2 separate regions of the Homo sapiens genome follow, and region 1 is linked to region 2. The links are chromatin contacts, found by Hi-C or POLR2A ChIA-PET in ENCODE. All regions are on one chromosome and are shown on one strand. Each heading gives the region's core, a stretch centred on a gene start or an enhancer-like site at or near the end of the contact. The rest is flanking DNA. Distances are from core to core; before and after follow the strand shown. Region 1 overlaps LINC01503 (long intergenic non-protein coding RNA 1503). Region 2 has its middle 12 kb from the start of LINC02975.

What was found. Hi-C counts contacts between places; a loop is a spot of excess contacts on that map. ChIA-PET counts read pairs that join two places held with the same protein, here RNA polymerase II (POLR2A). Pooled maps may share reads with other maps.
Region 1: a loop to region 2 is called in a map of tibial artery, with 7 times the contacts of the local background. The contact joins two enhancer-like sites. A Hi-C loop is called at or near these places in 5 of 168 maps with a recorded cell type or tissue (DLD1, PC-9, astrocyte of the spinal cord and 2 more), 11 of 37 single-sample maps with no recorded cell type and 10 of 50 pooled maps. POLR2A ChIA-PET finds 5 or more read pairs at or near these places in 7 of 52 experiments (Caco-2, HepG2, MCF 10A and 3 more).

What each region holds. Positions count from the first base shown.
Region 1 is chr9:129,342,188-129,345,307 of GRCh38, reverse strand. All of the region lies in intron 3 of LINC01503 (long intergenic non-protein coding RNA 1503), which reads right to left. Among named protein-coding and RNA genes, the nearest start is that of LINC01503, 6.8 kb to the right of the region's middle. Within about 2 kb of position 1,352, at least 21 of the 41 ENCODE cell types and tissues checked have a DNase peak (open chromatin) inside an H3K27ac peak, as active enhancers do.
Region 2 is chr9:129,269,155-129,272,332 of GRCh38, reverse strand. No RefSeq gene overlaps it. Among named protein-coding and RNA genes, the nearest start is that of LINC02975, 12 kb to the left of the region's middle. Within about 2 kb of position 1,450, at least 6 of the 41 ENCODE cell types and tissues checked have a DNase peak (open chromatin) inside an H3K27ac peak, as active enhancers do.

The sequences.
Region 1 (3,120 bases), core at 103-2,602, 73 kb before region 2:
CCTGTAAAACTTAAACTCTGTACCCGTGAAATACTAACTCCTCCTTCTCCCTGGCCATCACCATTCCACTCTCTGTCTCTATGAATGTGACTTCTTTAGAGCCTCACATAAGTGGAATCCTATTGTATTTGTCCTTTTGTGACAGGCTATTTTACTTAGCGTAATGTCTTCAAGGTTCATCCATGTTATAGCGTGTGTCAGAATTTCCTTTTTATGGCTAAATAATATTCCATTGTACGTATGTATCAAATTTTGTTTATTCCTGCATTCAAGGACACTTGAGTTGCTTCCACCTTCTGGCTATTGTGAGTGATGTTGCTATGAAGATGGGAGCATGAATATGTCTTCGAGGCCTTGCTTTCAACGCGTTTGGGTACATACCCAGAAGTGGAAATGCTAGATCATATGGTAATTCTATTTTTACTTTTTTTGAGGAACTGCCATGCTGTTTTCCACAGCGGCTGCACCATTTTCATTCCTACCAGCAATGCTTGAGAGTTCCAATTTCTCCACCTCCTCCCCACCAGCCCTTGTTCTTTCTGGTTCCTGATAGTAGCCATCCTAATGGGTGGGAGGTGACGTCTCATCCGGGTTTTCATCTGCATTTCCCTAATGATTAAGGAGGGGATAAGGGCTTTTTCTTTTTTCTTTTCTTTCTTTTTTTTTTTTTTTTTTTTTTGAGACAGAGTCTTACTCTGTCGCCCAGGCTGCAGTGCAGTGGCGCAATCTCGGTTCACTGCAACCTCCGCCTCCCGGGTTCAAGCGATTCTCCTGCCTCAGCCTCCTGAGTAGTGGGATTACGGGTGCATACCACCACACCGGACTAGTTTTTGTATTTTGGGTAGAGATGGGATTTCACCTTGTTGACCAGGCTGGTCTTGAACTCCTGACCTCAATTGATCTGCCTGCCTTGGCCTCCCAAAGTGCTGGAGTTACAGTCATGAGCCACCTCGCCCAGCCTGGTGAGGGTTTTTTCAATGCCGCTGGTGGGTCTACAGCAGTGCAGTCACCTGGTTCTGCTTCCACAGGAGGAAATGAGGGTCCCGGTGCCACCCCCCTCCCGGGGATGTTGTGGGAGTCCTCGAGCCCCAAACAAGCTAGTGGGGCTGCGTCTGCAGTGTGACCTGTGCCCCAGTGAACAGGCTGGGGGCCCAACTTCTCCGGAACCTCAGCCTCCGCCGATGTTGCAACCTCTCCTTCCCCTGCTGGGCCTCAGCAGGAACTGAGCTGGGCTTTTCCAGCTCCGGCCAATCCTGTGACCTGCAGTCCCCACCCAGCCTGGAACTCAGAGCAGAGAGGAGTCAGCACCACAGGGAGGCAGGTGACAGGGTCGTCTGCATGTCCCTTGGCTTCCGCATCCAGACAAAGGGCAGCTCTGTGTACAGTGTGTACAGGACATGCAGGACGAGCGTGCGGACTGTGTGGCCAGACAGATGCGGTCTGAGTCCCATTTCTGCCATTTGCCAGTGGTGTGACCTGGATAAGTCACTTCCCCTCCCCAGCCCTCACTTCGATCTGTGAAATGGTGCTTGGCACGCGGTAAGAACTCAGTACCTCCTACGATTCTCAACCCCATCCTTCTCCTCATCACCATCAACATCCACCAGGATGACCAGGTCACGCCTGTGTCCAACCATCCATGGCTCCCCCACTGCCTGCCAGAGACAGCCCATCACACTCTCATGGCTGCTGGCCACCGCCCAGACTGACCCCTGCCCACATCTCCATCCTCCTCTCCCTCTCGCTCGTCACATTCGGGGCTGCCCTCCTGTCCCTCAAACGCGAAGCTCTCCCTCCAGCCACAGGGCCTTTGCATATGCTGTTCCCTGCCTGGAATGTGCTTTCCCCACCCCATCCTGCGCTCCCTCTTCATCAGTTACCTCCTAAAAGACCTCTGAACCATGAAATTATTGGAATACTGTCCGTCTCCCTACGTCACTCTGTGAGGCCAGGATCATGCCTGCTTTGCTTCCCACTAAAGACAAGGTTGGTCCAGGTGCCCCCCAAATATTAGCCAAATGGAATTATTCCTTTCCAGAAAACCCCTGATTTTGGAAACTCAGGTTCCTTCCACAAAAACAAGCTATTCCCCACATAACTAAATAAGCTTTAACTTTCATACCTTTGGAAGGTTTTTTCCCCTTCATTAAGTGAACCAACCTGAGAAAGCCCTCAGCTACATCCTGTGTCCTCATTTTTCAGCTCAGAAAAATATGGTCACTGCACTTGGAGCAGCTGCTCCCAACGCCTGCCACGCCTCCTCCCAGCCCAGCCTCTGGCTGCCCCTTCCTCAGGACTCAAGGGAGGTTTTGGGCTGCTCTCTGGGTGACCCCTTGCTTGGGAATAAACACCCACCCTGAGGGACGGAGGACCCAGGTGGAGGTGCAGATGCGTTTCAGCCCCAACAACAAGGTCTTCAAGAGCCACAGTGAACCCTGCTCGGTGTCAGGGCCTGACCCAGCCGGGTGACACACAGCACCACAGCCAGCCGGGGGGCGAGGGTCACCTGGTTCTGCTTCCACAGGAGGAAATAAGGGTCCCAGTGCCACCCCCCTCCCGGGGATGTTGTAGGAGTCCTCGACCCCTAAACAAGCTAGTGGGGCTGCGTCTACAGCGTGACCTGTGCCCCAGTGAACAGGCTGGGGGCCCAACTTCTCCGGAACCTCAGCCTCTGCCAGGTTCCGGACCCCAGGAGGGCCATGGGCAGGAGGCCCAGCAAGACTGTGTGGCCCAAACCCATGCCTGTGTCCATCCTTCCATCCCCTTGCATATATATATATGTGTGTGTGTGTGTATATATACACATATACATATATATATATATATTTTTTTTTTTGAGACAAGTCTTGCTCTGTTGCCCCCAAGCTGGAGTGCAGTGTCACGATTTTGGCTCACCGCAACCTCCGCCTCCCAAGTTCAAGCGATTCTCCTGCCTCAGCCTCCTGAGCAGCTGGGGTTACAGGCGTGCATCACTGCGCCCAGCTAATTTTTGGTTTTTTTTTTTTTAGTAGAGACGGGGTTTCATCACTAAACCTGTTGGCCAGGCTGGTCCTGAACTCCTGACCTCAGGTGCTCTGCCCGCCTCAGCCTCCCAGAGTGCTGGGATTACAGATGTGAGCC
Region 2 (3,178 bases), core at 201-2,700:
CAGCTACTCAGGAGGCTGAGGCAGGAGAATTGCTTGAACCCGGGAGGTGGAGGTTGCAGTGAACTGAGATCACACCACTGCACTCCAGCCTGGGCAACAGAGCAAGACTTCATCTCAAAAAAAAAACAAGAAAAAAGGTCAAGGCAAATAGGGCTCAACATCAAAATCATTTCAACAGGCATAGAATTGTGGAAATGTTTCCTGCTGTGTCTCCCCTGTTGCTAATTCAGTACATTTTCTCTCTCCCCAGCATCTCCCTACCATAAAACTTAAACCATGAAGCGTTTGGTCCCATGAAGAGCCGTGTGGATACCATCTGCATCCCTGACTAGGGAAGAAGGGGACTGTGACAAAAGGAGAGTCCCTGCTAGACAGCAGCGGGGACTGGAAGCCCCTTTCAGGGCAGGAGGAGGGGAAGGGAGGCTGAAAGTCAGGCGTGAGGCGTCTGGGGGCAGTAGAAAGATTCAGATAGGTTTGGGGGATCCGAGGACATCAGAGCTGGTGCCTATGTCCCCAGGATGCATCCTAAGGGGTCTGCGAGGCTCACCTTAGGCCTGACATTGCACCCAGTGTGGCCAGGCTGCAGCAGATGGAAATGACTGAGGGTCCCCAGTCCCCAGGCAGAGGGGCTGAGGACAGTCTCACAGAGACCCCCAACCCCTGCAGCTGAGTGGAGGAAGCCCAGGAACTGAATGGGATGGTCTTATGGGTTGAAGTGTGTCCCCAAAAAAGATATGCTGCGGCCCTAACCCCCAGTACCTGTGAATGTGACCTTATTTGGAAATAAAGGTCCTTGCAGATATAATTAAGAAGAGGTCATTAGGTGGGGCCTAATCCAATATGAGTGGTGTTCTTAGAAGAAGAGGAAAATGCCATGTGACATTGGAGGCAGAGAGTGGAGAGATGCATTTGTAAGTCTGGGGCTAAAGCCGGAAAGGCAAGAAAGGACCTTCCCCTAGAGGTTTCAGAGGAGGCACGGCACTGCCCACACATTGATTTCAGACTTCTGGCCTCTGGGACTGTGAGAGAACACATTTCTGTGGTTTTCAACCACCGGGTTTGTGGGACTTTATTAGAGCAGCCACAGAAAAAAACAACATATGGGAAGAAGATTGACTGTGAATTGGAAGTTTTCAGGGCAAAGCGAAGTCCAGTCAGCCTCAGAGAACGTGGATGCGGTTCCCGGAGACCAGGGCAGACCAGACCCGCCCCTCCTGAGCAGGTCCAGTGATGGCAAGTAGGGCAAGAGACTCCTGTCCTGGCCCATGCAAGCTTCTCCACACAGCCAGACACCATCTTCAAAAGGAAACAGGAGGGAGACCCCCCCGAGTGCAGAGAAACCACCCTTACAAGGGATAGGGCTTTGAAAGGACCACATATTTTCCTGTAAGAGACGACTTTACAAAAAAAAAAAAAGAGAGACTTTCGGTTTTGTCACCCCTCCTCTCCCCACTGCCAAGACATCAGCAGGAAAGGGGGCACAGGGCAAAAGGAGATCAGATCTGGAAAATCCAGGCTTTTCACACAACTTAGCCCAAGAACGTACATTTCACCCCCTACACTCTTCTGTTTTTTTGTTTTGACACAGAGTCTCACTCTGTTACCCAGGCTGGAGTACAATGGTGCAATCTCAGCTCATTGCAACCTCTGCCTCCCAGGTTCAGGTGATTCTCCTGCCTCAGCCTCCCAAGCAGCTGGGATTACAGGCTCGCGCCATCAAGCCCAGCTAATTTTTGTATTTTTATTCGAGGCGGGGTTTCACCATATTGGCCAGGCTGGTCTCGAACTCCTGACCTCAAGTGATCCACCAACCTTGGCTTCCCAAAGTGCTGAGATTGCAGGCGTGAGCCATCGCGCCTGGCCCCCTACACTCATTTCTACTGATAGTTTCTGCAGAGTTAGGGCACCCTTTTAAGCACCGATACAGGAGAGGCTCAGGCAGGAAACCAAGGTAGGTTTCACAAGTGCATCTGCAGATGGGGCCACCCAGTTGATCACCAGGATGTTCACTGGAGCATGACATACAAACGCAAATGTCAGAAGCAACCTACATATCCACACGGGACTGGGTAAATAAATAATGATAACGGACTCTGTGCCACCATTAAAATTATGCTGTCAAAAGTGGTTTCATGATATGGGCCCAGCATGGTGGCTCATGGCTCTAATCCCAGCAATTTGGGAGGCTGAGGCAGTCGGAACACTTGAGGCCAAGAGTTCAAGACCAGCCTGGCCAACATGGTGAGACCCCATCTCTACTAAAAATACAAAAATTAGGCCAGGCGCAGTGGCTCATGCCTATAATCCCAGCAATTTGGGAGGCCGAGGTGGGCGGATCACCTGATGTTGGAAATTTGAGACCAACCTGACCAACATGGAGAAACCCTGTCTCTACTAAAAATACAAAATTAGCCAGGCGTGGTGGCGCATGCCTGTAATCCCAGCTACTCGGGAGGCTGAGGCAGGAGAATCACTTGAACCTGGGAGGCGGAGATTGCAGTGAGCCAAGATCGCGCCATTTGCACTGCAGCCTGGGCAACGAGAGCGAAACTCCATCTCAAAAATAAATAAATAAATACAAAAATTAGTTGGGCATGGTGGCAGGCGCCTGTAGTCCCAGCTACTTGGTAGGTGGAGGTGGGAGGATCACCTGAGCCAGGGAGGTGGAGGTTGCAGTGAGCCGAGATTGCACCACTGCACTTCAGCCTGAGCAATGGAGCAAGACTCTGTCTCAAAAAAAAAGTGATTTAATAATATGGTGAAAGGTTGTGATAAATGTTAAGTAATAGTAACAATAATAATAAATCAGCCTAAAAGGGTATCTTTTTTTTTTGAGGCAGAGTTTCATTTTGTCACCCAGGCTGGAGTACGGTGATATGATCTCAGCTTACTGCAACCTCCACCTCCCGGATTCAAGTGATCTCATGCCTCAGCCTCCCGAGTAGCTGGAATTACAGGCATGTGCCATCACGCCTGGCTAATTTTTGTATTTTTAGTAGAGATGGGGTTTTGCCATGTTGGCCAAACTGGCCTCGAACTCCTAGCCTCAAATGCTGGAATTACAAGCATGGGCCACTGCCCCTGGCCTGCCAAAAAGGGTATCTGTAATATGATTCCAATATTTACATGATGTTGCTGTGTAAGGCTAACTGCTTTAACCAACAACTCCCAGAGTTCA